Regions from separate parts of the Homo sapiens genome. Here region 1 is linked to region 2. A link is an interaction called in ENCODE POLR2A ChIA-PET data of the cell type or tissue named here. Cell type or tissue: PC-9. All regions are shown on one strand. Links, peaks and the distances in the headings refer to the core of each region. The heading gives the core; the rest is flanking DNA.

Region 1 (16,401 bases), core at 8,297-16,296, 380 kb after region 2:
AGCAGCCCTGTGCCCCTTGCCCGCCTGTTTGCCAGTGAAGCTGCAGCCGGTCCCTCAGGGGCTGGCACAGGCTGTACCAAGTGCAGCTGCAAGCAGGGGAGACCCTGAGATGGCCGTGAGCACGGAGCTAGGGGAGTTCAAGGGAGCCCAGAAACCAAGGGAAGGAGCATCAGAGTTGGGAGATAAGACGAACTCCAGAACTGAAGAGGGCCTCCACCTCTACAGTGCCAGGGAAGACCCAGCCAGATGTGAGGCTCCTAAGGGGGAGTAGCAGGGTAGGCTGACTTGGGCAGGGCAGGCCGACAGGGAGGAGCCAAGCCTCCTTAAAATCCACTGCCCTAGGGGACAGTGAGTGGGCAGGGCCTGGCTGGCCAAAGAGTAAGAGGGGAGAAAAAGGAGGGGAACAGCGCTCTTCATCACACCCACAGCCCCAGGTTGGCCTCTTCTGGCAGTGGCCTTGTTGCTCACCACTGTCCTCTGGGCCCTGATTATGGCATCCCTCAGGAGAGACAGGGCCTTTGCTGGGGTAGGAGCTGGCTGGCAGCTGGGGAAATGGCCCAGTCTAGGTAGGGGCCAGTCACTGAGGCTTCCCCGCTGCCCAGCTGCTCAGGGGGCTGGTTCGCAGGCCCCTAGACCTGCAACCCCTGATCCAAGCCTATCATCAGGGACAGGACAAACTGTCCAGAATAAGTTTGGGAGAAAGGGGGCTAGAATTTGGAGAACATGGATCTGATTCTGTTCCTGCTTCCGGGCATGTCTCTACCTACCTCTGGGAGGCTTTGGGTCCTCATCTACAAGTGGGGCGATAAGTGGTCCCTTCCCTGCCTAGCCACAACTGCCATAAGGCTCACAGAGATAATGGCTCTGCAAGTGTTCTGCAAAACACCAGGCTCTGTGTTGAGGCAAGGCCTGCAATTATGAACTCCTGGGACCCTCAAAATACATTCTACCTGTAGCCCCGCCCACTGAGGACAGTGGGAGGTTCCCTGGGCCCAGTGCAGGGCAAAGGCAATAGGCCAGTAAAGGGCAGTGAAGTGAACTTGGCAGGAGTGGAGATGGGGTGACTCTATCTCTTACTTGGAAAAGGACAAAGTGGGAAGAGGAAGAAAAGAGGGGAAGCTGTCTCACCCCCAGAGTGTAAGATCTTTTCTTGCCCGAGAACCCTGATTTTACACACCTCCTCCCTACATATGGCCCCAGACCACTTCTGACTCCTTCTAGGGGAGGCCGACCACAGACCTCCATGGCTGGTTCATATTGGGTCAGCAGGAGTTGAGTCAAAGGCTCAAATCTCAACCCCCTCTCCTAGCAGGGGGGTCTCAGGCTCCACAGCAATCCTGGGGTGAGCAGGACAGATTCCAACAGCCAGTGCCATCCCCCCAGCCTGCCAGACCACTCTCCAGGGCTGCCGCAGGCTCACTGAAGGTGGCACACGGGCAGTAACCGCTACGTTCTCAGAGGCCAGGCCTAGAAGACTCAGCTGCCTACTGGTCCTTTCTCTAGGGGTCAGCACCACACACATACACCCACACTTACGGAGAAGTCAAGCAAAAGCCAGAGTGGGCTGCTCCAGAGCCACTCCCACCAACTCTGAGATTCTGAGCACCCCATCTCCCCTCTCGACCAGGAGCCCCTCACACACTGCCACGACTGCCTCAGTAGGCACAGGGGTGTCCACGGCTTTGACCCCACAAGTATCAGATGCTCTTACCATCTGACCACCGAAGGGTCTCCAGCTCTGGGCTAGATCCGTATCAGTTGCCCTATTGCTGAACCAAACAGGGCCAGGAAGGGCCCCACCCAGGGGACACCCTTTCTGGATGGCACAGACCTGGGCACAGAGAACACCCTCAGGACAGTAGAGACCTTGCACCAGTCATCTTCAATGAAACAAAAAAATATAGGAGGTTGATACTTGGGCTATAGCTACAGACAGCTGCAAGGGTGGGGGCAGTCGGCATGATCTGGTCATCAAAGTCAGGGTGGGTCTTTCCTTAGCCACAAGGCCTGGGAGCAGACAGCAGGCAGATATCCCTCTGCAAGCACAGAGCCAGGCAGCCAAGCCCTCACTGAGACAGGCACTGCCGCACCTCACTGCCTGCTCCAAATGATGCAGAGATGCTTACTAGAGTGAGAGACGAACCAAAGGGTGCAGAAGCACACACAGTGCGGGCAGCAGCCCCAGCCTGAACCCTGCACGGACCTGACCAAGGACACCCCATACTCCTAAGGAGGCTCACAATATAGACCAGGAATGAGCAAATAGCAAACGATAGATACAGTCAAGCCCCCAGTTGTGGGATGCCAGCCAGCAATGGTTGTGCCCAGATGTCAGACCCCCAGTGAGGGGGATCTAGATGTGGGGTCCTAAAAAGTGGAACTAGCCACAGAACAGCCTAAGCCTGCCTGGTAAAGGCACAGGCGCCAGTCAGAGTGGCCAGTCCACAAAACAGTCAGTCCCACACACCCCCGCTCCATTCACACATGCTTCACACGCAGTCTTAGCACATGCACACGCTGACACGTGTGCATACACACCTCTTGCTGCACCCACACCATGCCCACTCCTTGTGACAGAGGACAGCATCCCTGGCACAGATATCTCAGATCCACCCCCCGCCCCCCACCACCCCTCACCCCACCTTCCAAGCCGGCTGTCCCTGGGACTGAGGTTGAGGGGCACCACCACAGAGAGGATGCCGGAGGAGGTGGCCCCCTCTGAGGGGACCAGCACCTTGGGCGAGAGGTGGCAAGACAGAGCCCAGCATCTATCCTGAGGCCAGGAAGCACACACTCACCTGGAGCTGCAGTGGAGGCCTGCAGGCTGGCCCGCTTCTTAAAGGGATATTTGGCCTTGGGCTTGCCAGAGCCAGATGGATAGGATGCCATGGCTGGGACCACGGCGGCGACAGCGGGGGAGTCTGAGCGGCACCGGCTGGGGCCTGGCTCTGCCACATCCAACCCCTTCCTCCGCCCCGCCCCCAGCGGGAGTGACTGATGCAGGAAGCAGCGGCTCCGCAGGCGGAAGAGGCCCTGGCCACGATTTCTCATGTTGTCTAGGCAACCTCGGGGAGTGGGGCCTCCATCTCTGCCCCTTATCCCTCCCCTGCCTCCTCAGTCCCAGGAGTGACGTGACTGATGGTGGCTGGGCCTGGCGGGGGGCGGGGAGGGGGTGGGTAGAAAAGAAGATGGGGAAGGGCCAGCCCCCAGCTCTCCACTAACCCACCAAGAGCCCTCACCCCATCATGCCAGGGCTCCCGGGCAAAGAAGCCAAAGTCCAGGCTAGCTGGTCCTTCCAGCTAGCCTGGAAGAAAAAAGAATAACAAACAGGAATTCAGCAGCGAGCGAGTCCAAGCTCAAACACAGTCCTCCCGGGGCAGGGCAGGCATACTCCGTGAAAACCCAGCACCCACTTTCCTTCCACATCTGACCCTCAGCTCCCGGGGTAGCCCAGCTCTGGGAGGAGGGGGAAGAACCGAGAATCCCAGCCCAGGAGGGAGGGGCCTGTCCCGGGAAAATTCCACCGTCGCCAAATAGCTACCTCCCAGGAAGGCAGGAAGGCCAGGAGACCCCCTTGTCTGGGGGTCTGGGACAGAGACCCTAGCCTCTTTGGATTTTTCCTCTGTCTCTGCACACTCTGGCTCTGCTCCCCAGGCCCTCCTGGGAGGAGCTGACCGCCTTCCCTAGGTCCTGCTGCTGTGCTGTGACTCCCACCCTCTTGTCACTCTGGCCACAGCACTTCTCTGTCCCAGAGACCCTCCCTCCAACACACGTACACACACTCACCTGAGGCCATGATGCCCGAGTTCCGAGGGGAGGCTGCCCACGAGAAGTCTGTACAGCAGAAAGCCCGGGTCCTGAGGGACGGCAGGGGGATCGGGCCACAGACCCCAGCCAAGTCACTCCAAGGGCCCCTGCCCTGGCACTGAGATGGGGAAAGTAAGGCAGTCTTTCAAAATTGCCAGCTGGCCGGAGGTGGACTCCCGCAGACCTCGGCAGCCGGACTGGCCTCAAGGCGACCCCGGTGTCGCGACCACCCAACCCTGCAATCGAGAGGCTGGTAGGCCACGTGCTCCCAAGGGAGCGGGACCCGAAACTCGTCCAGATTTCTCTCAACACTCCCTGGGCATTCAGGGTCGGACTCCCGCGGCCGGACTGTGGGGGAGTCACGCAACAGGTGAGACCCCACCAAAATCTCGCCGGCTCCGCGCCAGGCTCTGCGGCCCTTGGCCCCGCCCCCGCCTGGCCCCGCCTCCGCCTGCCGACCCCGCCTCGCCATTTTTTTCTCTTCCTGGGCGCCACGTGGGCAGCCACCACACCGCGGTAGGGCTGGCCTGAGCCGACCCTGGGTCTTGGGCCAGTTCCGTGCGTCAGCTTCCTCATCAGTAAGATGGGGTAATGACAGTACCTCACTCAAAGGGGTTACTGTGAAGATTAAACGTAAAGTCCCTTTACACAGTGCCTGGCACGAAGTGAGGGCCCAGTGAAAGGTAGCTGTTATCATTGTCCCAGGATTCATTTTAAGCAGAAGTCCTGCCCCTGCAATCTCACTTGGTCGTCTGTTTTCTTCCGGCCGGCGTAGGTAGGAGGCTGTGCCCTGCAATTCTGGCTCCCCTTCCCACATTTCTGTATTTGGTGGTTAAGAGCTTTAACTCTAGCCAGAATGTCTGGGTTCAAATCCAGATTTCACCTACTTCCTGACTGATACTGGGCAAGTTACCTAACTTCTCTGTGCTTCTATTTCGTCTGTAAAATGAGTGTAAGAGTACCTGCTTTATATGGTGGTTAAGATAAATGAGTTAATATAAGTTAACTGCTTAGAACTGTGCCTGGCCTGTAGTTAGTACTCAGTATTCATGTATTACCATTGCTTTAGCCTTGGCCTTGGTTCTCTATTGACACTCACAGGTTGATTCACTTGCAGCCGTTCTGGGGTCTATCCAACAAGCATCCCCACTGCCAAGGGGTAGATAATCCGACCTAAAGGGAACTTGTGGAGGGAAGTCCCTAAGACTTCACTGAATATAATTAAATGCATTAGCAGGAATTAATCTCTTCCCTATTTTCCCTCTTGTGGGAGGCCTTTGCCCCCCACACCCAGTTGTTCTAATGCTGTTTGTCTGGCTCCTCCCAGTTCTTACCACTCCCACAGCAGAGATCCTTCCCAAACTCTGCCTCCCTCTTCTCTCCCCACGCTGGATTCTGGACCCTGAACCCTTTTCTCCACCTGCATCTGGTGCCACTTCCATTGATCCCTGGCTACTGTTCCCTGAACAAACTTAAAAAAAACTTGGCCTCTTCACCTCACACAGAATCCATAAAACTAAAAAGAGAACAGAGATAACCAGGTTTACCTAATCAAAATAGCAAAGACTAAAAAACAAAAAACCAAAAAATAAACGCTAATGCAGGTTGGCAAGGGTATAGTTAGTGAGATGGGAGACACACACACACGTACATGTGCACAAACACATTACTGGTGGCCTTGAACACTGATATAATCTTTCTGAAAGCCATCTGGTAATATAGAATCAAAATTTTCAAAAAGGTTCTTATTATTTGACCCAGTAATCAACTTTCTGGAAGTTGTTTTTCTAAAAAGAGCTGCCAGAAAAATATGTATGCAAAAAGTTGTTCAGCACCACAATGTGTATTGCATAGAAAAGTTAGATACTTTAAAGGTCGAACAATAGGGGAATGTTTATGTAATATTCATACCATGAAATACAGCCATTAAAAATTGTTCTTGGAGAAATGTTTAATGATGTGGAAATGTTTACAATATAAAGTTAGGTAAAAGAATGGATGCAAAACACTATACACAGTATGGTCCTACTTATGTGATATACATGGGTAGAAAAGAAACACACCAACAAGTTTACCAATGATTATCTGTAGTGATGGAATTATGGGTTATATTTATTTTCTTTATATTTATTTGCATTTTAGAAATTATAATACATACCCATAACTTTTATAATCAAGGGGATAGAAATCAACAAAAATCTGTAAAAATCTGTAATTGCCTCCACAGTCCCCCCAACCCAGCCTTCCCGGGGTCTTAACCCCAGACTTAAACTATTCTGTTTACATTTATGGCCCACTGAATTGGTCTTGGGGCGCTTAGGGATTTTGAGGCTGATGGACTCTCAAGAATGAATAAAATGAATCTCAAAAATCAAGCACCATGTAACTACATAAATGTCATGTATCTTCTGATAAGATGCAAATGTTGACATAGTTTTAAAGATAGTATCTTGCATTGGGCCAGGTCTCTTGAGCATCCTGCTTAATGCAGACCTACCTACCTCAGCAGCCAATAGGTGGCAATCCTTGCCCTCCACCCAGCCCAGGCAAACCAGTTCATTAGTCCCTTTATGCTAGTCCCCTAGTCCCATCTGCAACACACCCTTCACTCTACAACCCTCCCCTATTTCCAGGTCATCTGGTGTATTGTTGCTGCTAGGAAGTCGGCCCTGATTATAGTTAGGCATCAATCCCTCCACCCACTCCATACCAGCAAGAATCTCAGTGAGGTTTCATTGTCTACGCAGAACAGAGCTTGGGAAATAAAGGAGTGAGTCATCCTATGGCCTGGGCTTTTTTCACACTGAGGCCTTAACATTCATTGCCTTTGAGCCTCTGAGATATTCCCTAGCTCCAAACACAGCTTCCTCCCCTCCTAGCCTGTTCCCCACATGGCTCCTTAACTGGCCCTCCCGGAATCCCAGCTCCCTAAAGATGGTGCACTCCTGTTTCTCTGAAGAAGTGCTTTTCTTTGCTTCTGGACTTCAGCTCACTTGTGATGTCCGCCTCCCTAGCTAGGCCAGAACAATCTTCACAGATACTAAACTTGGGAGAGAATATCTGCAGCTCCAAAAAGGTCCTTGGCCAAGGCAATTTCCCAAACCATACCTTATGCCTAGGCCCTTCTAGAAACAAGCTGTTCAGCTCTGGTTTCTCAGCTTCTCCCAGCAGCCAGCTCCCTCTCCCCCTCACCTCAGTCACCCAGCATTGTGTTTATAGCACCATACAGCTGTTTCCATCTATACTTGTTTATAAGACCCCAGTGGATTTTAGTCAAACCCCTTGCCATTGAAGGCGCTTCACTGGCTGGCTCCAATTTCCCTTTCTTGTCTTCATCTTCACCTCCCAACCCTCCACTCCATGCACCTTTCACTCCAGTCCAGTCACATCAAAGTCCCAGTCTTCTCTGAGCACACCTTGTACTTTGTGCCTCTACCTCTTTTTTCATGCTCTTTCCTTTCCCCAAAATGCGTATCTCCCACTTCCACTGTTATTCTGCTTCTCTGTGGAAAGTCTATTCATTTCACAATCACCCTTTTCTTTCTTCCGCTGTAGAACTTTGTCAGTCTGACAGTCAGATGTGTGTTTGATTGCCTTTCCTACCAGGGGTGAATGCTAGGTCTTAAACAGCTCTGAATTTCCCAGCACTACTGCAGTATCCCTTTAACTCATTTGTTTTTCTGTGAATTTCCCCCACCTCTGCCTATGGACTGGAAGGTCCTGAAGGTAGTTCCTCATCCTTCATGTCCTCCCACTCCATCTGGGACAAGTCTTTACCCACAATTCACTTAAGACAAGGCTTACCACGGATGTCAGACAGATCCCTTAACTCAGGAAACATGCCCAAATCACTAAGAAACAGTGATTTACTTTTCATTCAAAATGATAATGGTTATAAAGGGCTGTGAATCAAAACACCTGAGCTCTGGCTTGGCTTCTGATACCAACTTGCTTATTAATGTGAGGATCACTTTTCTGTACTTCAGTTCACTCACCTCCAAAATGGAACTAGCACTACATACCTTATTTACTTCATCAGGAAACTGTTCGTAAATGTGATCATAAAGTGGGACAGCCACAGGAAAGGCACAGGAACTGACGATAGAGGCAGAGGCAGGAGGTCACAGACATCAGGATGATGTATGCACAGTAATGGATCTGTACTCTCAGGCCAGGCGAGGGCTAGCAGTTCCCTCTCTCAGCTTAGCAGTGAGAAAGGGGAACTTCCATCCAGTAAGTTAGGGAACAAAGCAGAAGCAGCACAGAAGTTTGCAGAGGTAGTAGCAGAAAAAGGAACAAGCCCACTTTCCCTGTGTGTGAAACAACTTAGTGGTTCCTTTAACAAGGGCTGCTGTTATAGAGTTCATGCATTTGTCCATGCTTTCTCTCTCTGGCTACTTATGTGGAAGTAATAGAAAGAAGGATCACCGGTTTGTCTGTTTACTAGGCCATATAACTTTGTTTTTTTGTTTTTGAAACAGAGTCTCACTCTGTCACCCAGGTTGGAGTGCAGTGGCGCAATCTCGGCTCACTGCAACCTCCACCTCCCGGGTTCAAGCGATTCTCATGCCTCTATCTCCCAAGTAGCTGGGTGCATGCCACCATGCTGGGCTTTTTCTTTTCTTTTCTTTTCTTTTTTTTTTTTTTTTCTGAGACGGAATCTTGCTCTGTTGCCCAGGCTGGAGTGCAGTGCCTCCCGGGTTCAAGTGATTCTCCTGCCTCAGCCTCCCAAGTAGCTGGGATTACAGGTGCCTGCCACCATGCCTGGCTAATTTTTGTATTTTTTTTAAGTAGAGACAGGGTTTCACCATGTTGACCAGGCTGTCTCGAACTCCTGACCTCAGATGATCTGCCCATTTTGGCCTCCCAAAGTGTTGGAATTACAGGCGTGAGCCACCATGCCCGGCCTAATTTTTGTATTTTTAGTGGATACGGGATTTCACCATGTTGGCCAGGAACTCCTGACCTCAGGTCATCCACCCACCTCAGCCTCCCAAAGTGCTGGGATTACAGGCATGCGCCACTATGCCCAGCTGACTTTAAATGAGTTACTTAACTCTCAAGTCTCAGTTAATCTAGTCTGTAAATTGGGGACAATAGCAGTTATTGTGATAATTAACTGGTATGAGCCACTTACATTGTTCAGCAGTTATTAATTATAATAACTATAACATAATAATTATTAATAGTTCCAGGCAGCCCCTTGAACAGTGTAGCCTTCAGCATGGCTCTGGCCTCAGTGTGAGTTACCAGTATTGTGAGTACGCTGGAGCAGGGCTAGCAGTGGGGTATAATTACTGAAACCTTATAACCAAGATTCCAAGATAGTCACAATTTCAAAGAGACTCTCCTGTTTTTCCTTAAGTCAATAAGGACTTGCCAATTTGATTGGGAAAACATGGCTACCATGGAAAGCACCTCAGCAGCTGCATATTTCTCCATCAGCCCCTACAGTCACTGAAAGGTGGTGCGAAGGAGGAAGATAATTAGCTATGGCTCAGGGTACCTGATAGGCGGGGAGACCTAGATTCTACTCCTGACCTTCCCAGTCCCAACTGGCCACTGCTGCACAAGTCCAGCTCTAAAATGAAAGAGCAAATTACATCCTTCGACCTCAGTAGTTCTCCACCTTGGCTGTACACTAGAATCAGCTGGGGACGTTTTTAAATCCTTGTGCCTGGACTGCACTCCAGACCAATTAAATCAGTATTTTTTAAAAAGCTCTCCAGGTAAATGCCACTGTACACTAAAAGTTGAGAACTGTTTCAGGCCAGGGTTTTTCAAACTTCACAGATGTGATAACTACCTGTATTAGCTTAAAATATTTTCTCTGGCTCTGGAGTTTGATGCTAACATACCATTTAAAAACATACACTATTTTAACATCTCGGAAAGCAGGGTAATCTTCTAGTCAGTGGCACCTAAGACTTGAGGAAACACAGACACCAGCAACCCAGGTGATTCTTAGGATTAGGTAAGTTTAGCGGAAAACAGGTCCCTAGGGCAGTACTTCCCAATCTTTAATGTCTTTAGAGTCACCTGAGATCTTGTTAAACTGCGGATTCTGAATCAGAAGTTCTGGATTAAAGCCTGAGATTCTGCATGTCTAATGAGCTTCCGGGTGATCTGATGTTGCTGGCTCTTGATCCACATTTTGGGCAACAAAATTCTAAAACATCTCCACCTGAGGAGGCTCCGCCAGCAACACTCATTTAAGTAAACTGAAATAATTGGCATAGAGGAGTACAACCTGTGGAGTCCTAAATGTCTGTGAGGCAGTTGCTAGACTGCACCCTCATTTTTCCCCCAGGAAAGGGCAGCTGGGATGAGAGCCAGAAGGAGAGAGAGCTGCCCCAACCTTTGAGAAGCCAGAGTCTGGAGTCCAATTTCCCAAAGAAGCAGAGTTTTTTGTGTGAGGCAGCACAAACCCCACACTGAATACCAGCAAAGTTCATTTATGAAGTGAAGTTGGGACTCAGCTGGCTTTAGTGGGCCAAAGGGAAGCAACCCCATTCTCTTCACCATACACCCTTTTCCTGCATTTATTCATTCACCAAACCTTTTGATCCACAAATAAACTACAAGTTCTGAGAGGTTCAAAGATGAGTCAGATTTGGTCCGTTGAGCTCCAGGGGGAGAAATGCAGTGAGGGAAAAGATTTGTAAAACGACGTACAATATGAAGTGATAAGTGCTAATAACAGAAGTACAAAGAGAGGGGCCAATGCAAAGGAACAATGCTAGTAGCTTCCTGGAGCAGCAGCCACTGCGGGAGCTGAAACATTCCTAATCTTCCCAAGGAAGGGCACCACCCAAAACAAATTTCCTGGCCAGGACCAGCCTATGGTAAACGAGTATGCTTTGATACCCTGAAGCCCTTGAGATCAAGACCTTATAATCTGGAGGCTCAACATAAGGAATGCTTTCTACATATGTGCCAGTAATCTCTAGCTCTATGATGCAAATAAATCTAAGGAAGCAAGAGACTTTCAGGGGATGAACCCCTTAAAGGATGGAAGTAGTCGTGCATCCTATCCTTCCGTCAGAACCCAGCAGATCATTTCCCTAGTTATAGAAACATTTGAGTCTTTACCCCTTGCCATATTGACAAAGCTCTTAATTGGCTTGACCTATCACATTGCTAGATATAAAGGCTACAATCCCTAGACTAAGAAGTAGGTCTCCAGTTGAAGTAGGGAGTCTCAGTCAATGTAGGCAGAGTACAAGACCCTACAGCCTGCTCTCTCACCTGCCATCGTACAGACCAGCTTTTAGGGGAGCCAAGTTGGGATACTCAATCCCAACTTTTTTCCTTCTCTTCCATCTCACATACAGGAAACCTTACGAGAGAGGATTAGGGGCCTGAAAAAGCTGACAAGACGGCAAATATGGGAAGTGGAGCCAGTGCTGAGGACAAAGAACTGGCCAAGAGGTCCAAGGAGCTAGAAAAGAAGCTGCAGGAGGATGCTGATAAGGAAGCCAAGACTGTCAAGCTGCTACTGCTGGGTGAGTGAGATGGGAAGATGAGCCAGAGAAGGCAGGGGTCCTTCCTACTTTCCTGAAGGGTTGGTGGGTTCTACCTCACCCCATGGGAAGGAAGGGTGGCAGGTCATTTTTCCTCTCCTCTACACAGTCTGGCTAGGGGATCAGGAGATCTAGAGCTGAGTTAATATGGGGCCTAAACAGCCACCCCAAGGGGATCCAGAATGCCAAGGCTATTCCAGAGTTTTTCTACTCTTGAGCGAGGAATAGTGCAAGGGCCACCATGAACCCACCCATTTCCAAATCTAACCAAACCTAACACATCCTTTTGGCTTCAAGGACCCTGGACTTGCAGACTGTACCCAATCTGCAGAGAACTCTAAGCCAAGAAATCAGAAGAGAACAGGACCTTCCCTCACCAACAGGCTCACAAGTCCCACCATACAGTCAGTGCCAACAGTACCAGAGATAGTCCCACTGGTTTTTGCCAAGTATAGTGGTTCCTTCTTGCTTTCAGTAAAAACTTTGGAAGTAGGGGGCTCTGAGGAAGGAGGAATGGTGTCTTTATGTACAGCAGTCCCTTCCTGGCTCTCTATTCAATAGCTGCCTGCAAAGCTCCTGCCAGATGGAAGGTTCATCAACTTGATGAGCTCCTAAGCAGATCACTGGTCTGTGCTGAGAAAATAAAAGCACCTCAATTTGTCAGGGAAATTGATCACAGCTGTAAATAAAACCAAGACAAGAACATTTGAGACACGTGGCTTAGGAAAACAAACCACTGGTACCACAGAAGTAGGGTAGCTGGAGCAGGTAGGGTCTACGTAGCAGAAGATTAGATGCCTGAGCTGGGTTTCCAAGCCCCCATAAGGGATCTGGGAGCTGACGCACTAGGCTAAGGCACCTTCTTTTCCCCCAGCTGATCTGTGGCACAGTCGTAAGGACACACTAAAGGAGCATATCTTTGTAAGCTGGACCAGACTCTAAGGAGCCCAGGAGGTTACGCAGGGGGAAACAGAGATGGTGGGGCCACTGAGAGATCTTTTAAGCCTAAGCAGATTTCTTCTACATTCAGGATAAGCTGCTTAGAGGGAACAAGCACAAGCGAAATAGGAGGAGTTCGAGGCATTAGGGTAGTATAAACTCAGTACTAGAAGGTATGAGTTTTTGATGGAGAGAGCAGAGTGTGAATGAGGACATTAGGACACATTAGTCAATAAAGGGAACCCACTTAGCCCCATCCAAGACCAGGTTGAGCAACATGGTGAAAACCTGCCTCTACGGAGGGGCGGGGGGAAATGGCCGGATGCAGTGGCGCACGCCTGTAATCCCAGCGCTTTGGGAGGCCAAGATGGGTGGATCTACCTGAGGTCAGGAGTTTGAGACCAGCCTGGCCAACATAGTGAAACCCCATTTCTACTAAAAATACAAAAATTAGTCAGGCATGGTGGCATGCGCCTGTAGAGTCCCAGCTACTCAGGAGGCTGAGGCAGAAGAATTGCTTAAAACCCAGGAGGCAGAGGTTGCAGTGAGCCAAGATAGCACCACTGCACTCCAGCCTGGGAGACAGAGCAAGACTGTCTCAAAAAAAAAAAAAAAAATGTAGTCGGGCATGATGTCGCACACCTGGAATCCCAACTACTCAGGAGACTGAGGTGGGAGGATCACTTGAGCCTGGGAAGTCAAGGCTGCAGTAAGCCGAGATTGTGCCATTACACTCCAGCCTGGGCTACAAACCTGAGACCCTGTCTCAAAAAAAAAAAAGGGAACCAGCAAGGTGATGAAAATATAGTTATTTTGGTGAAATGATCCAGCTCTCTCCAATCCTACCCCAAGATCACTCTCCTGAGTCAAAAATAGGCAGAGAGGAGAAATGTTAAAGGACTCCCCCTGAATCTGTTAGTGGTTTTCAACAGGAAGATTTTGACTGCCAGTGGTCATTTGGAAATGTCTGGAGACACTTTTGGTTGTCATAACTAGGGAAGTGGGATGCTATTGGCCTCTAGTGGGTAGAGGCCAGGAATGCTGCTGAACATCCTACCATGCATGAGACAGCCCAAACTAAATAGTACTGAAGTTAAGAAACTGCTCTAAATCCAGGTTGAATGGCCTGAGCTCAAGCCTGCCAGAAATTGAGGGCAGCAGTCATCCCTATGTATTCTCCCCTAACAAGACCCCCAAGCAAGCAGTGGCTCTGACTTCTCCCAGGCCATCTCCTGGAAGGCTGAGGAGAACTGGTGGAAATCGAAAGCATAAGCATTTTTCCTTCCAGGTGCTGGGGAGTCAGGAAAGAGCACCATCGTCAAACAGATGAAGTGAGTAGAAACAAAGCCCCAAAAGACAAGATAGGGTGAAGAAGTCAGTACAGCCAGTGGAGGTATTCAAAGTGAAAGGCTCTTTAGCCTCAAGGAGCCCAGGTATAAAGGATCTGATTCCAATGCCCCTCATCTGTACCCCTTGTCCCTCACCCTCCACTTTGAGAAAGCAGTAGCAACAGAGAGATAGGATTCTTATGATCCTTTAAATACCCCCAAATTCCTAATCCCTTAGGTCTGGTTACTCAGGTCCAGCTAAAGACAGAGTGTCTGCCCCTTGCAGGATCATTCACCAGGATGGCTATTCACCAGAAGAATGCCTGGAGTTCAAGGCTATCATCTATGGAAATGTGCTGCAGTCCATCCTGGCTATCATCCGGGCCATGACCACACTGGGCATCGATTATGCTGAACCAAGCTGTGCGGTATGTGATTACTATTATGTGGTTAAGGGTGGAAGCAGAAAGGCTAGCAAGAAGAAACATACCAGAGGCCAACAAACTATATGGAAAGATGGGTAAGAAAAATAGTAACTAAAATCCCACCTGCTGGGTGGGATCTCACTGCTAGGTGTACTGTGTATACCATCTCAAGGCCCTTTACCCATCTACGCAGTAAGACCTTAAGGTAGACGGTACCTTTCTAATTAGCCTCATTTTACACATGGAAAAACTGAAGTTCAGAGAAGTTAATTAACTGCCCAAGGTCATGTAGATAAATAGCAGAGACTGCATTTGCATTGGGCTGCTTGACTACAAAGCTGAATATTTTTCATAATACACCACAATTATGCAGTCCTGGAGAAGTAAGCAACATCCACCCTTATTTTTACTGGGACAGGGTCTTCCTCTCTTACCCAGGCTGGAATGCAGTGGTGTGATCATGGCTCACTGCAATCTCACCCTCCCAGGCTTAAGTGATTCTCCCACCTCAGCCCCAGTAGGTGGGACCACAGGTGTGCACCACCACACCCAGCTATTTTTTAAAATTTTTTTGTAGAGAAGGGGTCTTGCCATCTTGTCTAGGCTGGTGTCAAACTCCTGGCCTTAAGCAATCCTCCTGCCTCAGACTCCGAAAGTGTTGAGATTACAGGTGTGAGCCACCGTGCCTGTCCTCAAGCCCTACTTTATAACACATATTTACAAAATAAAGCTGCTCACAGCTTCCTCTGCTTTTTTACTTTACCATTTAAATTGCTACCCTTGGGTTCCTGGCCATGGAACTTTTGTAAGTGAAATCCCTACTTCTAGTACTGGACTTTTTCTAGCTTTCAATCGCTGAAGAACAAAGGTGATGGGTCCCTGTCTTCTATCTTGTCTATTTCATGGTCAATCTGGCCTTTACATTTTCAGTCTCTCTGCAGCAGAGGACCCACGTTTTGTGGCGGTAAACTTTCAGACTAAGGATGGAAGCCAGAAACTCCAGAGAGGAAATACCTGGGACCCCTGCCCCGCTTTAGACACACCCCAGGGCTGGGTATAGTGCCACCCTCTGCATCTGGGGAGCATACTCAAAAATTCAACAGTATGTTTTCTTACATAGAATCTTCACTGGATACTGCTTCCATCTTAGGTCTTCGTAGTAATGTAAAATGATTTCCATTCAGCAGTATTCCCAGAAGCCTCCTGGAAAGCTATTACTCCTGTGAAGTTCTTAACCAGGTTTCTGCATTACAGGATGACGGGCGACAGCTCAACAACCTGGCTGACTCCATTGAGGAGGGAACCATGCCTCCTGAGCTCGTGGAGGTCATTAGGAGGTTGTGGAAGGATGGTGGGGTGCAAGCCTGCTTCGAGAGAGCTGCAGAATACCAGCTTAATGACTCCGCATCTTAGTAAGACTGACTGGTGAGAGGGTGGGTTGATGCTTAAGCAATCTTCTAGCCAGTCTTCTCTCTGGTTGGGAGAAACCTCACCCAACCCAAAATTTCAGGCATTGAAAGCTGGAGACCCAGACTGAATTCAGCCTGTGGATCTGTTTTGTTAGGCTTCAGCAATGTTTTGAATTTAATGCTATGGGGAGATCTGCCACAGTTGTCATGACTTTCTATTGCTTTACACTGGCTCACTACAGCCTACAAGGCTGAAGATGCAAAATTCAAAAGACGTGTTCTGCCTAGTAGCCCTCAGCCCTGTTCTCTTAATTGAGGTGTACACTAAGCCTCTCCTTCCAGAACCCTAAGATAGCCCTGCAGTTCTGTCATACACTCTCGCAGGAGTAATGTGATTCATGATGGCTCTTTCAGGGCAGAATTTTCTATCTGGTAATCTAGGATCTACTTAGGCCACTAAGCAGAAATGAGTCTCCTACACCTAGAGCATCTTATGTCACGATGCCAAGGCAGGGGACACAAACTACAAGGGCAAACCAAGGGAAGGTGGTCAGGAATTAGTACCATCATTGCAAAGCTGCTTCCAAAAAGCTAAGGGACATAATTTATCAATCCTACCTCAGACAGTATGGGATCATAGACAAGTATGGGCTTCAAAGTCAAACCTGAGTTTATTTAACCTAACCATCTGTCTCCTAATCTTGTAATAATGCTATCACTTACTGTTCCCGGAGCACTCAAAGCCCAGTCACTGCTAGGTGTACTGTGTATACCATCTCAACGCCCTTTACCCATCTACGCAGTAAGACCTTAAGGTAGATGGTACCTTTCTAATTAGCCTCATTTTACACATGGAAAAACTGAAGTTCAGAGAAGTTAATTAACTGCCCAAGGTCATGTAGATAAATAGCAGAGACTGCATTTGCATTGGGCTGCTTGACTACAAAGCTGAATATTTTTCATAATACAC
Region 2 (16,401 bases), core at 4,330-12,329:
AACACCCACTCCTTGGTACAAGAAATACACAAGTCTGAATACCTTTCACTTCAAGTAAAAAAAAAAGTGTTTCCCAAAGAAAGGAATTCCCTTCCCAACACAATGCTCCCAGACACACCCACCAGAAAACAACTTATCTCAAGGGAATCAATCTCAGGCCAGAGTTGAATCCACAGCCACCTCCAGTCACTTCTTCCATTCCCTTGTGCAGAAACCAGTCTTCTGAGACTTAGCAGGTTTTGGCTGCTCCCGGCTCTCCTTCCCTGTCTCAAGTTTCTTAAGTTCTCACTCTCCCCAGATGGGGCCTGAGTTTCTTGGGGGAGAGGGAGGGCAGGCTGACTAATCTCAGCACATATCTTCCCCCGCCGACTCCCGCCTCTGTGTCTCAACAGTAACAGGATATAACACACACACAGCTAGAATCCAATTCCACAGTCAGAAGCAATACTCCTTTCAAAGTAGGACTCAACTAGATCTTCTGTCAATGCTCGCGGCGAGAAGAGGTGAGGCAATACCAGGCCCCAAACTGCTGAGTCACTTAAAAGGTAAGGAACACACAGCTTGAAAAACTCTGCCAAAGAGTAGTTTGACCCTTGTGAGCTACTCCCCTCTCTTCCTGTAAGACTAAACACTTCACTGACTTCACTTCACTATTATCTCCTAAAGTGCTCCAGTCAATGAGTAATCGAGGCCTGCAACTGCCAACTAGAAGTAAACATAAGAAGTTAGAAAAAAGGCAGTAAGTAGGACAGAAAAGGGCTTCCCAATCTTTTGAACACCACAATTTGCAACAGAATGTAACACACACCCAGACTGTTTCAATGCCTATTTAGCTATCTACTACCTACCTAGTTGCCTGACCTGTCCATACTTCTTTTCTCAGTCCCACCACCAATATTATATAAACACATGCCAGTCATCTCTGTTTCTCCCGATATTGATTTATCATCAATTCTAGGTTTAAAAAAAAAAATCAGTACAGGTGACTGAAGAAATCCTGGTTCCTGGAACATACCCACTACTTTAGTGACAACATTAAAGTCTCCTCTCCCACCCCCTACCCTCCATCCCCACTCGCTAGCACCATTGTTGTACTTTACTTTTCCAACTTTATTATAATCATTTTCAGCACATAAAAAAATTCAAAAGCATAGTATAATAAACACCTGTACTCTCCACCTAGAATAAATCTTTCCGTTTTCCATAATAGGTTTTTTCTCTCTCTATATATATACACATACACATGCATACTTTCACATGGTCCTGTAAAAATAAAGGTTGCAAACATGAACATTACCAATAAATTGTTCAGAATGTATCTTCTAAGAATAAGAATATTCTCCTACAGAACCATGATGACATATCACACTTAATATTAACAATTATTCTATATATTCATATATCCAGACTGTCCAGATTATATTCAAATTTCCCCAATTTTCTCAAGAATATTTATTTATATCCCAACAGTCTCCTCAACCCTGCCAACCCAGCATGGATTCAAGGTTCATTAAATGCAGTTGGTTGTTAGGTTCCTTTAGCCTCTGCTAATCTAGAACAGTCTCTCCAATGTCTCCCACCCCCTTGTGATACTGACTTTTCTTTGAGGAATCCAGACTAATTGTCTTATAAAATCACTCATGTTTTGAATTTTTCAGAGGGTTTCCTTCCTATAAACTGGAAGTTCAGTTCTGAGGTTTTATTTGAAAAAGGTTAAAATTCTGGCAAGAATATTTCCTGCATTATGTAGTATATTTCACCTTGCATCATTATCAGGAGGCACATGTCGGGTTGTTCCACTATTAGCAATGCTAAGATTGAGTCCTGGTTAAAGTGAGAACATCAGATCTCTTCTTTGAAAGGTACATTTTCTCTTTTGCAAGTAAAAGTTAATTTGTAGGGCAATACTTTTTTCATCATGTTAATATCCTATTCCCTAATGACTTCACCATCTGTTAATAATCCTTGCCTGAACCAATTATATTGGGAAGGTTATAGAATCGCAACTTCTATTTTTCTATCAATGCTTCCACATTAGCTGGCATTCTTTTGTAAAGAAAAATCTTCTCCCTTTGTCATTCAGATTTTTATGTATTTAACAGATTACACTTAATTATACATTAATTGCACTGAATACTCATATTGTCTCAAATTGGGCCAGTGGGAGCCTCCTTCAAGCTGGCTCTTCTGTCCTTTGACATGATTCCATTACAGTCCTTCCACTCTTTTTGACAAAAGAAGATATACCAGGCTCACCTTGTTCTTCCTCTTCTCCAAACCTGGAATCAACCATTTCTCTCAGGAGCCTTTCTTTTAGAAGGGAGTAGTATTTAGAAGCTAATACCTGGAGTAAGAGGTGTGATAATTGCTATTAGAGATGCACTACTCCTAGGTTCTTTTGGTAGAGAGAGAAATCAATCCTTTTACTTATGAGTTCATATTGATATTTCTACTTCAGATTTAGTATTACCTTTTTTAAAAAAAGTTTAATTTTCCTATTGTATGTCTTGTCTCTAATGTTTGTTTATTCTATAATGCATACAAAAGTTTCAAAATGACAAGACTAATGTTATTACGCACCAAAATTTACTGAGTGACGTGTCAAGGTTTCATTGAAGTTCTTCTCGTCCTCAGAATATATTTCATAAAGATATATAATCAAAGTACTATTTTCTGTGTGACTGAGTAATCAATTTGATATATTAGGTTAAGATTTTATATTTTAGTTGGGTTCATTCCTTTGTGTTTGTAAGAACTTAAAGCTTTCCTTTTTTCTCTTTGATTTTGACATATAAAACATTTACATGTCTCAAAACTTTAAAAGGTACACTCAGAGAAGTTTCACTGCTATTCCTAGCCCTGATACTCTACGTGTCCCTCCCCATTTTCACTGGTTTCTGGTTTATCCTTTTTATGTTTCTTTTTAGGAGTGTGGGAAGCGAATACATATTATTTTCCCTCCCTTACTCAAAAGGTAGCATGATAATATAGTCTGCACCTTGTTTTTTTCACTTGGGAATCATTTTGTATTGGTTCATAGGGTATAAGAACCAACTAGTATAGGCTCAGGGAAATAAAAAGCTGTCAAGGCCGGGTGTGGTGGCTCACGCCTGTAATCCCAGCACTTTGGGAGGTCGAGCAGGGTGGATCACCTAAGGTCAGGAGTTTGAGACCAGCCTGACCAATATGGTGAAACCCATCTCTACTAAAATTACAAAAATTAGCCGGGCATGGTGGCGTGTGCCTGTAGTCCCAGCTACTCAGGAGGCTGAGGCAGGAGAATCGCTTGAACCTGGGAGGCAGAGGTTGCAGTGAGCTGAGATCATGCCACTGCACTCCCGCCTGGGCAACAGAGCGAGACTCCGTCTCAAAAAAAAAAAAAATTAATTTTGTATAGCAAAATATTGGCAAATTTTGTCAATATATATCACTGCTAGAATATCACTGATCTAAATATTTTACAAACCATTTTTGTTGAACTCTTGGCATACAAAGAACAAGCATCACTGGTAACACCACCTGATAGCACTACATGAAGATTTTTACTTAAAGTTGATTGTACAGGAAGTTTGAAATCCCACTTACTAGTAGGGTGGACACCAAGATCCTGAATGCCTAGATTTATATGACTTTAAGTGCTTTGCCTCAACACCTGTGGCTTACAGTTTACAGAGGGTTTGTATTTTCAAAACATTCTAGAATCCTTTCAATGTTGCATCTATGCTTCACAAATGAGAAAACAGAACAGGGGTTGGGGCTAAGTGACTTGCTTAAGGCAATTTGCTACCAACACTGAGGTTTAAAAAGCAAAAAGCAAAAAAAAAAAAGAACAAAAACAAAAAACACCCATAAGCCCAGTTCTATTTTCCTTCTTTTGGAATAGGCTGGGGAAACAGCAGCTTTCCCCTTTATTTCCAAGGGGTCAGTTTACCTTGGAGTGGTCTACTGTTGCACTATAAGCTTTCTGAGCTTATAACACCAGATAAAGATTTGTAAGCACTGGTAAAGGAAAATAATTCTTTAAGTTCCAAAAACCTTTATTAATTTTCAGAAAAGTAAAATGATGCAAAGAAATGTAATGTTTTTACGTTGCCAACAAATTGCCATTGAAAAGTACTGCTCCATAGATCTGGAAAGGGTGAGGAGAGCCCAGTAATAGCAGAGCCCAAACACTGTGGTAACAAAATGTTCCATTCTAGAATACACTTCCATTGTCTTCTGGGGATGGAGTAAGGAGGAGAATGTATGGGCAATCTAATCTAGACTACTTTACTAGGACAAAAGAAATTAATTCAGAATTCCCTATTTGTATGATTTCCACCTGCGTTTAAGCAAAATTTTTAGTTTAGTATGGTCAAATTGGCCACTGATTTTTTCTTTTTCCTCTTTTGGTCACTGGGGAAATTCGCTGGTTATTTCATGAGAAGTTACCATATTCTAAAACATGCAACAGAGAATATACTTTAAATGTGCTTTTTGAAGAGGTTTATCCTGTGCTGAATGGTGCTGGAGGAATATTTCTTTCACACATGAACACTTAGCACAATCAGATAATTTCTTTTAAACTAAAAACATTCCATTAGGTTCCTTTCTCATCTGTGGTGTGCCACTCAAAAAGCACCCTTTCCAAGTCTTATGTCTAAAAGATCTAGCACAGCTGAATTCCACCAACAGAAAAAGAGTTATATTTGGCCAGGTGCAGTGGCTCACATTTATAAACCAAGCCTGGGAGGTCGAGGCTGCAGTGAGCTGTGACTGTGCCAGTGTACTCCAGGGCAACAGAGCAAGACCCTGTCTCCAAAAAATAAAAATAAAAATAAAATAAATGTTGTATTAAATTTGAAGACCTCAGGTTAAAAAAAAAAAAAATTTTACCATTGATGTATTTCTACTTTCTGGTACCACCTTTCTGACTACTACAACTAACAAAAGTTCTTGTAAGGCTATTATTTTTATTGAAGTATTCTGGATTTAAGTAACATGATATCTGATTACTGAATCTTGGTTTCATAGTTATGGTAGATATTTATTTAAAGTAATCAATTAAATAATCTCACTTTTATGTGCAATCTAAAAAAGCCAAACTCATGGAAGCAAAAAGCAGAAGGTTCTTACCAGGCGTCAGGAAGGTGGAAGAAATGAGGAAATGTTGGTTAAAGGGTACAGTTTGGAGTTATAAGATAAATAAGTTCTGGAGAGTTAGTGAATAGCACAGTAACTACAGTTAACAATAACATTGTATACTAGAAATCTGCTAAGAGTAGATCCTAAGTATTCTCATCACATACAATACACACACATATACACAAAGTAACTATGAGGTGATGGATATATTAACTAGCTTGACTGTGGTAATAATTTCACAATGTATACATAAAAATATCACACTGTACACCTTGAATACTTTTTTTTTTTTTAAAGAGACAGAGTCTCACTGTCACCAAGACTAAAGTAAAGTGGCAGGATCATAGCTCACTGCAACCCCAAATTCTGGGCTCAAGCAATCATCCAGCCTCAGCCTCCTGAGTGGCTAGGATAACAGTCATGTGCCACCGTGCCCAGCTAATCTTTTTTTTCTTTTTTGTAAAAGATGGGGACTTCACTATGTTGCCCTAGCTAGTCTTGAACTCTTCGCCTTGAGCAATCTTCCCACCTCAGCCTCCCAAAGGCATGAGCCATCACTCCTGGTCCAAATACATACAGTTTTCACTTGTCAATTATACCTTAATAAAGCTGAAAAAAATATCAAATACTCAATTAATGAACGGAGAAAATTTTCCACTTAAGAATTTTTATGGCCAGGCTCGGTGGCCCACACCTGTAGTCCTAGCACTTTGGGAGGCCAAGGTGGGTGGATCACCTGAGGTCAGAAGTTCGAGACCAGCCTGGCCAACATGGCGAAACCTCATCTGTACTAAAAATACAAAAATTAGCCAGGTGTGGTGGTAGGCACCTATAATCCCAGCTACTCAGGAGGCTGAGGCAAGAGGATTGCTTGAACCCAGGGGACGGAGGTTGCAGTGAGGTGAGATCACACCACTGCACTCCAGCCTGGGCGAATGAGTGAAACTCCGTCTCAAAAAAATAATAATTTTTATTTATTTTATTTTTATTTTTTAGAGACAGGGTCTCCTTGTGTTGCCCAGGCTGACCTCAAACTCCTGGGCTCAGGGGATCCTCCTGCTTTGGCCTCCCAAAGTGCTAGCATTACAGGCAAGAGCCACCACACCTGGCCCAAGAATAAGAATTTTTAATTATAATTTTTAAGAATAATTTTTCCGAAAACTTAGTAGCAATTTTTAACTATATAACTTCATAAGCTGAATACAACTGCAAAACAGTCCCAGTCCCAGGAAGTGAGGTGTGAAATTCTTTTGGTTATTTTAAAGGGCTTCTTTAAAAATAAAAAATAAAGATAATTGGTATGTGATTATATTCTCTAGCTTAGGCAGCCTCAGCTTTAATGCATCACTGAGCAAACAATGAAATGTCTTTATGTGAGTAGCTGGTTGGAAGGTTTCATAGCAGAACAGTTTTTCCATATGCTGGAGAGCAGTTATAACTGGAACCATCTAGAGCCTCCTCACTCCTCTGGGGAGGACTGTGGGCTCTGTTCTCTAATGAGATGAGTTTATACAAGTTTAGCCTGAACACAGCCCTTATTCAGCTATCTTCCAGTGTGCATATGGAAAGTTTCCCTTAGATATCCCTGTAAAGATCAACCTAAAGTAAAGAGGTCTTGACCTGTGGTTATACTAAAGATCAGATTTCAGGGAGGTAAAGGTGGAACTAGCACAGGACTCTATGTGCTCCAACCTCTAAATCCGGCTGTGTCTTTCTACATAATTCTCTCTCCCAGTGTCCCATTTCATTCATGTTTCTGCAGTACGCGTTACACACTGCACTAACCCTCAGGCAGGGTTTGGCCATTCTTTCAAGTTTAACACCAACTTTTCCAGCAACAGAGATATATTAACGTTGGTATAAATGTTAAGGCAAACCCTTATCTGCCGTCCCGCTTTTTATCCCGGGTACTATTTGGTAACAAAGCAACAGTGACAGACCCCTTCAAGACCAAAAAGGAGTATTTTTCTGCATGAGTCTCAGATCTGCTCACTTTGGCTTAAGGAGAAAGCTGCTCTCCTGGCTACTGGCTCACCAGCTTAGTTGACTGTCTGAGTTCTGCCCTCCTTTTCTTCCTGTCATCTTTCTCTAATCTCTACTCTGGCTATTTCAACAGCCCTTCAACTCCTGTCACTTTCTGTGTTTTTGAAGCCAGAATTTCACTAAAATGTCCTCATGATCTTTATAACTTTACTATCACTCTCAGTCTAGGAATTCATAACATAAATTAGCACATTAGGGAAATTCTTATTCTGACTTGACTTTTAATCTATTGAGCACCAGAAGCCCAGCCAACTAGAAACTAGGGTAAGAGGGAGAACAGAGTCAGAATCATTCTTAGCATTTCACATAAAACATAGACTCTTTAGCTTAGAGAAGGCTTAGCCATTCCCTCTTTTTCTAGTGATATCCTTGAGTTGTTTACATACTGCTTTGGCTGTACAGATCAAGAAACTACAACCCAGTCTGGCGAGGAGATAATGGTTCCAAACACCCAATTCAGGGCCTGGCTTTATCCCAATCACCACATCCTCAAATCTAGACAAGTCTTCTAGGTTCTTAGCCCTGGGTCCATGGATGGGTTGCAGGCTGCCAATTCCCCCTTACAAGGTCCTGTGCTGTGTAATGAAGGTTGGTCAATGATGGACCACATATACAGTGGTGGTTCCATAAGAATATGATAGAGCTGAAAAATTCCTATCGCCTGGTGACATCGTAGTGCAGTGCATTACTCACATGTTTGTGGTGATGCTGGTGTAACAAACCTACTGCGTTGCCAGTCATTTAAAGTCTCTCTGACGTTTGCACAACAACAAAATTGCCTAAGGGCACAGTTTACAGAATGTATCCCCCTTGTTAAGTGACACATGACTGTGTGCATTTTGCTGGAATACGTACACATCTCTCAGAGGGTTCCAAACCCCCAATGGTTAAGAACCACTTCACTGGACTTAAATGATCCAAATAATAACCTCACAAGAATGTCAGCTCTACAGAGTATGAATCTTTGTTTTGTTCACTGATGCACCCTAAGTGCCTAGCACAGGCCCTGGGACGCTGCACCCTGAGCAGATGGGGCTACATGATTCCTGGTCATGGTTTACTCTGAATACATTGAGAAAAAGAGCAACGGTAGACTATTTTCAGGACCTTTCACATGAGGGAGGACCAAGATTTCTCCTCGTGATCAAAATCATCCAGGAGAGTTGGTAGCTGCATTACCATCTTTTTTTCTTTTTTGAGACATAGTCTTGCTCTGTTGCCCAGGCTGGAGTGTAGTCATGCCATCTCGGCTCACTGCAACCTGCTCCGCCCCATGGGTTCAAGCGATTTTCCTGCCTCAGCCTTCTGTGTAGCTGGGACTACAGGCACCTGCTACCACACCCGGCTAATTTTTGTATTTTTAGTAGAGATGTTGGCCAGGCTGGTCTCGAACTCCTGACCTGAGGTGATCTGCCTGCCTTGGCCTCCCAAAGTGTTGGGATTACAGGCGTGAGCCACCGTGCCTGGGCCATTACCATCTCAATGTTAGATTTCCGAACAATGTTGGCCAGTCTTGCTAGATAATCTAAAAGAATGGTTCTAAATCTGGGAGATTTCAAGTTTATCTGGTGAAGCTGTTTCAAAATGCCAACCCATTCTCCATCTGTTCTCTTACTCTCAGCTCCTCCCCCATTCTGATTACACAGCTCTAGTTTAGAGCCAGGTAATGAGTTATTGCGAAAAAACCCTCTATGTGACTGATACCTTCTTCTCCTTCCACAGAATGAGAAGTGCTGATCTAAGAAATAATCTAAGCAGGATCTGAAAAGGAAACACAAGTACACTGAGTTTACTAGGCTCTTGATAAAGCAACTTCCAATACAGGGAACAAATGCATTAGATATGCCTTGTTCAGAAATAAAACAATAAGGCAAAGGAAGTAGAGAATCTACCTTTAATGCCAACTCCATCTGTTAGGAACAGACAATCCATCAGATGGATCCTAGGGGTTAGGAGAACATGACAAAGAGACTGTCTGAGGAAGACCGAGATTGTATTTTTATTAGTTTGGTCCAAATTCAGTAAAAATTGGCAAAGTGCTCTCATTCCAGACATGCCCAGTGCTCAGCTAATCCCCTCGCTGCGGAGTAAGAAAAGAATGTACAGAATTATGAACCCCCTGCTCCCCAAATAGGAGGGGCTCCACCTCCTGAATGCAAGGGCCGAAACTAATCTCATCAACCATCCCCTCCTAATTATAAACTAGGTAGAGAAATAAGGTGCTTAACACAGGTGTTCTCCTTCTAAACTTTATGATTTGTAAACATGCTTTACCCCACTTCCACTAAAAACCCAGCCTTTGCCAACCTCAATTCATTATTGATTGGCAAACAAGAACAGAAACTATCCCCAGAATAATGTTTCTCTCCGGGAAATCTTGGGGAAGGGGTGCAATAAGGTCAGCCCCACCAAGATGCATTTTCCTTGGACTTACAATACATCTTATTACACTGAGAACACCATGTTCCCAACCAGCTTGGTCTCTTTTCTGTTACAAACCTGAAGTAAACAGATTCTACAGCAGCTACAAGTCTGTTACCAAGGCCACTGTATTATCAATATAATTAACATTCACAATTCATCTAGTCCAGCATGACAAGCCAGCTGGGCTACTTCTCATAAATGAACACTGGGAATCTTCATGTCTTGCTTGCTAAGAAAGCTGGTGCTCAGAAGCTGGGCACTGAACCCTCAAGTATTGAATAATAAGTGGGATACCACCTGGCCACCCATAAGAAACTGAATTAGTTACCAAAGCAACTGGATACATCTGCTATCTCTAGGAAGCACCTATTTCAACTTCCAAAATAGCAAAATTTGCCGGGTGCAGTGGCTCATGCCTGTAATCCCAACACTTTGGGAGGCCATGGCGGGTGGATCACCTGAGGTCAGGAGTTCGAGACCACCCTAACCAACATGATGAAATCCCATCTCTACTAAAAACAAAAACAAAAACAAAAAAAACACCAAAAAAAATTTAGCCAGGTGTGGTGGCACATGCCTGTAATCCCAGCTACTTGGGAGGCTGAGGCAGGAGAACTGTTTGAACCCGGGAGGTGGAGATTGCAGTGAGCCGAGATCGTGCCATCACACTCCAGCCTGGGCGACAAGAGCAAAAATCCATCTCAAACAAACAAACAAACAACACAAAATAGCAAAATTCTGAAGGTCTCCTTTTCCCCTGAATCTTGCCTAAGTTATACACTTGAAGTGAAACAGAACACACAAAATGTAGTGCCAACTAGAGCCTGAGCTTCTGGCTAGGATAAGCATTGGCCCAGTTCCCAGAAGACTGTAATTCTAAAGAAGGTGTGTTTCAAAGAGAGAAGGGCATGTATAGCTTTTGAGCATCAAACTCAGCCTTTGACTCAGAAGGGGCAGCCAGGGTTGCAGAGTAAGAACCAGAAGTTTGCTCATCACTGCCGGACGGAGCTGTTGTTTATTACTTTCAGAGTTCCAATGTACTTTCCAAAATCAAACTATTCAACTCATCGCTAATCCCCAAACCTCAAATACCCTATGTGAAAGCCTCCCTGTTCTTTAAATCAAGAGCATGTATAAACCAGGATACCAGTTTCAACTTTGGACAGAGTCTCCCTAATGCTAAGGGTTTAAAAGTTGTTTCAATGGTGAGAAATTCAAGTTACCTTCCCCATTATTGTCTAAGGATATCCCTATGCCCACTGCCACTGGGCTAAGAAGCTGGAGGCATATATTCAGATGTCTTCTCCCTGACCTCCTATTTCTGGCTTTATAAAGGGATCTATTAAGTTGGAAATTCTCATCAATTTCTCACCTGCAGTTCTTGGTACTTCCTTATACCTATGTGAGAGGGCTCTAAGTTAGAAAAATCACCCCAGCCAACTGAAAGGGAAAGTGAGTCAAAGCCACCACATAAGTCCAACTTACTTTCTCCAAGGAATGATTATCTCACATTATTTTATTCAATAAGCATTTATTGACAGTATTATGTGCCAGGTACTATATAAATATGTGTGAGATACGGTCTTTGCCCTCAACATATTCCATCTAGAAAAGTCAAATGATGAGTAAAATTCAAATATCAGGTCAGTCCTTAAAATATAATAGTTTGAGAAGTACTACATTGAAATCCAACCTATTTTTGAGAGACATACAGAAGCAAATTATTTTGTTTAGTTTTGATAATCTACTATGTGAGCTACTATTTCAAACACTCCTACGGAATCAGCTCTGGAGCTTCAGGGGCATCTGCATTTCATATGAAGAGCAGTAGAGTTGAGATAATACCAAAAATTCCCCCAAAGTGGCCGAAATGCCGGTTCGAATGTGTGTTAAGTTCCTGAGCTGAACTCTCAAGGCACTTATAATGAGTCTTTTGGGAAGCTGAGGAGCATCCCAAAGAGGGAGCTGACAATGCCAACAACCTCAGCTTTGTTCCAAGCCATAAGGACAAACTGCAGGCTGGAAACTTAAATCTCTTAGCAGTTTGTGGACTTGTAATGAAAAGAGATGCTGTGGCTTGGAGGCCTGGCCTTCCACATCAGGACTTTAAAACCCAGGATCCATGAGTTTCAGAAGTCCCATAAATCCTCTAACAGAATACGCATATTTTTGTGCTCCTGAATTTTCCTGAGGAAAGAACCAGGATTTTCATTAAACTCTTAAAAGGACCTCTGACTCAAAGAGTAAGAACCATTGTTCTACAGTCTCTAATCCAGTGATTCTCAAGAGCATTCCCTCAAATAGGCAAAAGAGAAGCATATTCCAATTCTCTATCTTCTACACAAATCTGTCTACTTACTGACCTCTCTTCTAAAATTAGAAACAAAGATGGGGATGTGCATTTTGAAAATTCAAAGTGAATCTCTATTTTCTACATCCCCAAAATAAAGCTAACAGTCATGAGAACCTGAAGTCTTCTCCTTAAAGTCTTTGAGAAAGGAGAAGGGGTGGGTCTGGTCAAAGAGGGCAGATCAGAATCTCTGTCCTTTAACTTTTTTTTTTTTTTTTTTTTTTGAGACGGAGTCTTGCTCTGTTGCCAGGCTGGAGTACAGTGGTGCGATCTTGGCTCACTGCAACCTCCACCTCCTGGGTTCAAGCGATTCTCCTGCCTCAGCCTCCCGGGTAGCTGGGACTACAGGTGTGTGCTGCCACACCCAGCTAATTTTTTTTGTGTTTTTAGTAGAGATGGGGTTTCACCATGTTGGCCATGATGGTCTCGATCTCCTGACCTTGTGATCCTCCTGCCTCGGCCTCCCAAAGTGCTGGGATTACAGGCGTGAGCCACTGGGCCCAGCCTGTCCTATTAACTTTTATGGTAGGTCTCTCTCTTTTCTTCCCCCCGCCCCCAGATTTCTGGAACCACAAAGGAAACAGGTCATGGCCCAAAAGCTTTGACGTGAGGTCTTGACGTGAGGTCAAGCCAGTCTTGGGGGAAAAGGGACAAAGTATTTCCCATTAAGCATATGGAAACCTATGTCCCAAAGGTTCACCTTAATACAATTAGTAAGTACTAGAAGAGTTGGAGCCATTTATTAAAAACAGAACTTCCAAAATCCTCTCATTGCTCAAAACTCAGTATGAACGGCTTCATTCAGGAAGTCTAAGTGAATGAAAGATGGTTATACTCATCTCCTCCAGCCTCTTGCCCCTTTACTCTGTCACTCACAAATTTACTACGTAGTTCACACTGAGCCACACATCATTGTGGATCAGCACATTAGCATTTTCCTTGGCACACAGGCTCAGAGGGATTCCACTAATGCCATCGTACACTCGCAGGTTCCGGAGAGAAAAGAAAAACATGTCAACAATAGGGTGTGCTCTTGCTGAGCAGTTCCTCAAATTGTGAAGAAGTAAGCCTGAGGCAGGTCCAAGATGAACAGCATGGAACAGAGAGCAGTCCCAGACCCCTCCTGTTTAATATGCCCCATTTCCATCACACAACTGAGTACAGGCTGTCCACTTTAAAACAAGTGAACTGGCTTGGGCTGGTAGAGAAGAACATGTTAAGCCCATTAAGCCCCACAGGTTAAGTACACAGGCACATCAGCGGAGGCGTTGGGGCTTTTATGGTAAGAAGCAGGAGCATGCTTGGAGAGTCTTGTACCTGTGGTTCTCAAAAGTACTTTTCCAATCTCTACCCCAGATTTCCAAATACTACCTTTTACCAATAGTTCATTAAACTTTTTACTTTGTGTTCCATTTGGGTAGTGAATGATTAAGCCCCCCAATGTATACTGATAAGCAGTATCCATCATTATCTACATTCTGAGATTAAGGCACCAGGCTAAATCCTTTAGAAAAATTAAACAGAGATAGAAACAAAAATGAAAGCAGTCTGAGTCTCTCAACAAAGGCATGGATGCTCCACTCTAGTTCTATGAGTGGCATGCAGCAAAGGCCACACATTTCTACAGGAGAAAATCAGTTATACATAATTAGAAGCAGGCTGTTAAGAGCAATGAGAAAACAGTACCTGCAGGGATGGGGGCGGGGGTGCTGGAGTACATACCTAAAATGATAAAGTCACAGTTCAGAAGTCTTTGCAATTATTTCATGTAATTCAAGGATTCTAGTTTGGGAAAACCCCAAACACCTGAAGTTTAAGGAAATAAACTCCTGGACTGAGACTGGCCCAGTGTCTGACAAATACCCACATTCTATGAGTGCATTATGTATTACGGGGGATGAATGGGGAATGGTAAGGTAGAGGACATCTCAACTCCATCAAAAGCTCTAAGATCTCTGTCTACACACCCCACCCCTGTAGTTAACAAAATGTTTTGGGGTTCAGTAGCTGTAAGCTCTATATAAAATAACATTTTTGTCAGAAAAAAATTTTCTTATTGAAAAGACATTCCAATAGAAACTTCTTTGTTTTGGCTCTTTAACATTTCAAAATTAGGCTCTCATTTGCACTATCATGTTGCATCATCCAGAGAGTTATAAATAGGGTGGCCACATAAACCAGGGTAACTTTCAGAGCTACGGAGGCACTCCTTGGACTGCATGCTAGGATAACAGGTATAAACCAGAATTGCGCCAGGCAAACCAGGATATATGGTCACTCTAGGTACAAAAAAACCCCACTAATTACTATTTACTAAATGCTAACCCTCTCAACCATGTATATAGATAGCACTATCATTGTTCCCCATTTTACAGATGAGAAAAGGACGTCACTTGTTGAATGTCCCACAACTATTAGATGGTAGAGACTAAAGGTAAAACTGACTCCAAAAATCAGTGCTTACCTTATGTTGTACTACTACTCACAGTTTTAGGAACAGAAACGGGAAGTTAAAGGCGTCTTATGTAACAGCCAAGCAACAGTGGGACAAAAGAACTACTTGAGTGAGTCAAAGGAAAATATGGAATCAGAAAAGGAAAGGCAACTGCAATTCTGTGTGAATTTTTATTAACTGCTTACTACACAATAGGCACTGATAGTATTGACAATAATCAAAAGGAAAATTTGTGGTAAGAATTTGTCTTCAACTGGGGATTCTCAGATTTCAGGCTAGAAAAAATTCTGGTCTATGCACGTAGGTTGCCCTTCACATGACAGGAATGCTTCTGACGCACCTCATTAGCATGTGTTCTGAATTACTATTCAGTTCTAAATTATAATAAAATGTATCCAGTATAATCAGGGTTGACATTCTTTATAAAAATGCAATACTCACATTCCCAAACTTGAGAAACAGGTACGTATAAATGATTCTCCTTTATTCGCCAGTTCCTTTAAAACAACCCCAAGAGGGCATTAAAGTGCTTATTTACAGATCATTAACTACTCGGAGTGGCAGAGTACACTTGCTAGGAGTCACAGGCAACTAAAGACCTGCATGATTCCATGTATCAAAATATCCTTTATAGACAACTTTCCAAGAATACTATATTGGGGTGGGCGTGGTGGCTCTTGCCTGTAATCCCAGCACTTCGGGAGGCTGAGGTGGGAAGATCGCTTGAGCCCAGGAGTTCAAGACAAGCCTGGGCAACACAGGGATTTCCCCATCTCTATAAAAAATAAAAATAAATTTTAAAAAAGAATATTATATTGGGTAAAACACTCTGGATCCAAATGACACACTCCTGATAAAAGAAAAGGTATACATTTGTAACCTTGGCAGCAAAAGATCTAGACAACTACTGATCTAGAAATCTTCTAACAGATTTCTGTTACAAGCTAAATGTCTAAAGAAACTTGGAACAAAGTAATTTGGAAACTAGAGTGTAACTAACTAAACCAAACAAGAAAAAGAGATGTAATCAATACCTGCGGAGAAATCTTAAAAAGAGGATCTTCTTACACCCCAACTCCTGTTTTAAAGACTGCTACTACAACAGCAGCCACTCTAAGGAGAATCAAGAGATACTAATGATGTGAAGATAGGAAATGCCAACCTATGAAATCTCCTTTCAGTGATTCTGACAAGTCCTGGCGTAAATTCTATACAACTGCACCAAAAATTAACCGTAAGATAACTCTGATGACAAAAGGAGAAACCTGGATTTTACCTATCGGGTTAACACCCAAGCTGTACCCATTGGGGCTCTACTTGGTGTGCTTCCTAAGTCTCAGCTGACCCTTTTGATGAATTAGTGGCACATAGCTTCATTCAAATAAAGAATATCCTATAAACAAAAGTAGTTTCTTCTGTGCTCTTCTCCTTCCCCACATTTTGCTGATGGGTCTGACTCCACAGATCCTAGGTCAAAATGTTTAATGGATCACTCTGGAGAGTGCCTTTAATGTTCAGAAGTTCAGAGAACAGCAAATGTTCTGAAAGGCCTTCCGGAGAAACATGCTTATTGTAAGAGCTCTCCAACAAGTTGGAGATTTGGGTTTACACTATGAAAAAAGAATCAACTTGACACAGTGTCAATTTCCAAAGGTCCAAGGACAGTTACCACTCCTGTTACACAAAGTAGCAGCAAAAGAGGGATAAATAACCAGTGGTTATGGGGAACTAGATTACTTACTTGGTTTGACCGATAACTGCCAACATTAAACAAGGATCTTCTTCAGTTGTGGTACACTTAACTCTTAAAACTCAAGGATTCCTTTTCTTACCTCAAATTTTCCTAGCCATACCATCTGAAATCACCAGTGACAGTCGTGAACAAGCCTTACAATGTGAATTACACTACAGCTATTAAGACATTCCCGTGAAAAATTATTTTAGAACTCTGTGTCAGGAAAAGTCGTCCCCTTGAGGAATTGACATGTATTATTTCCCATGCCTG

The links. ChIA-PET counts read pairs that join two places held together with the same protein. Peaks named below come from ENCODE experiments on the same cell type or tissue, not always from the same donor. Only the 100,000 strongest peaks of a DNase experiment are listed, where the experiment ranks them.
Region 1: POLR2A ChIA-PET joins it to region 2 with 13 read pairs; 5 of 35 experiments call an interaction of 5 or more read pairs at or near these places.

Annotation. Positions count from the first base shown.
Region 1 is chr1:109,607,664-109,624,064 of GRCh38, reverse strand. It overlaps GNAT2 (G protein subunit alpha transducin 2), which reads left to right and starts at 4,449. Exons shown (of 9, transcript NM_001377295.2): 1 at 4,449-4,582; 2 at 11,142-11,312; 3 at 13,558-13,600; 4 at 13,884-14,025; 5 at 15,277-15,434. The coding sequence starts at 11,195. AMPD2 (adenosine monophosphate deaminase 2) reads right to left here and starts at 4,228. Exons shown (of 19, transcript NM_001368809.2): 1 at 3,787-4,228; 2 at 2,799-3,151. The coding sequence starts at 2,889. RefSeq lists enhancers at 1,353-1,882, 2,751-2,870, 2,943-3,471, 3,431-3,480, 4,002-4,530 and 2 more and a silencer at 4,121-4,310. In PC-9, for the core only: no CTCF peak of the experiment used is centred there; DNase peaks (open chromatin) are centred at 12,974 and 13,254; H3K27ac peaks cover 866 bases.
Region 2 is chr1:109,988,173-110,004,573 of GRCh38, reverse strand. The region is part of intron 1 of AHCYL1 (adenosylhomocysteinase like 1); the gene reads right to left. Among named protein-coding and RNA genes, the nearest start is that of AHCYL1, 12 kb to the right of the region's middle. In PC-9, for the core only: no CTCF peak of the experiment used is centred there; a DNase peak (open chromatin) is centred at 7,913; H3K27ac peaks cover 3,529 bases.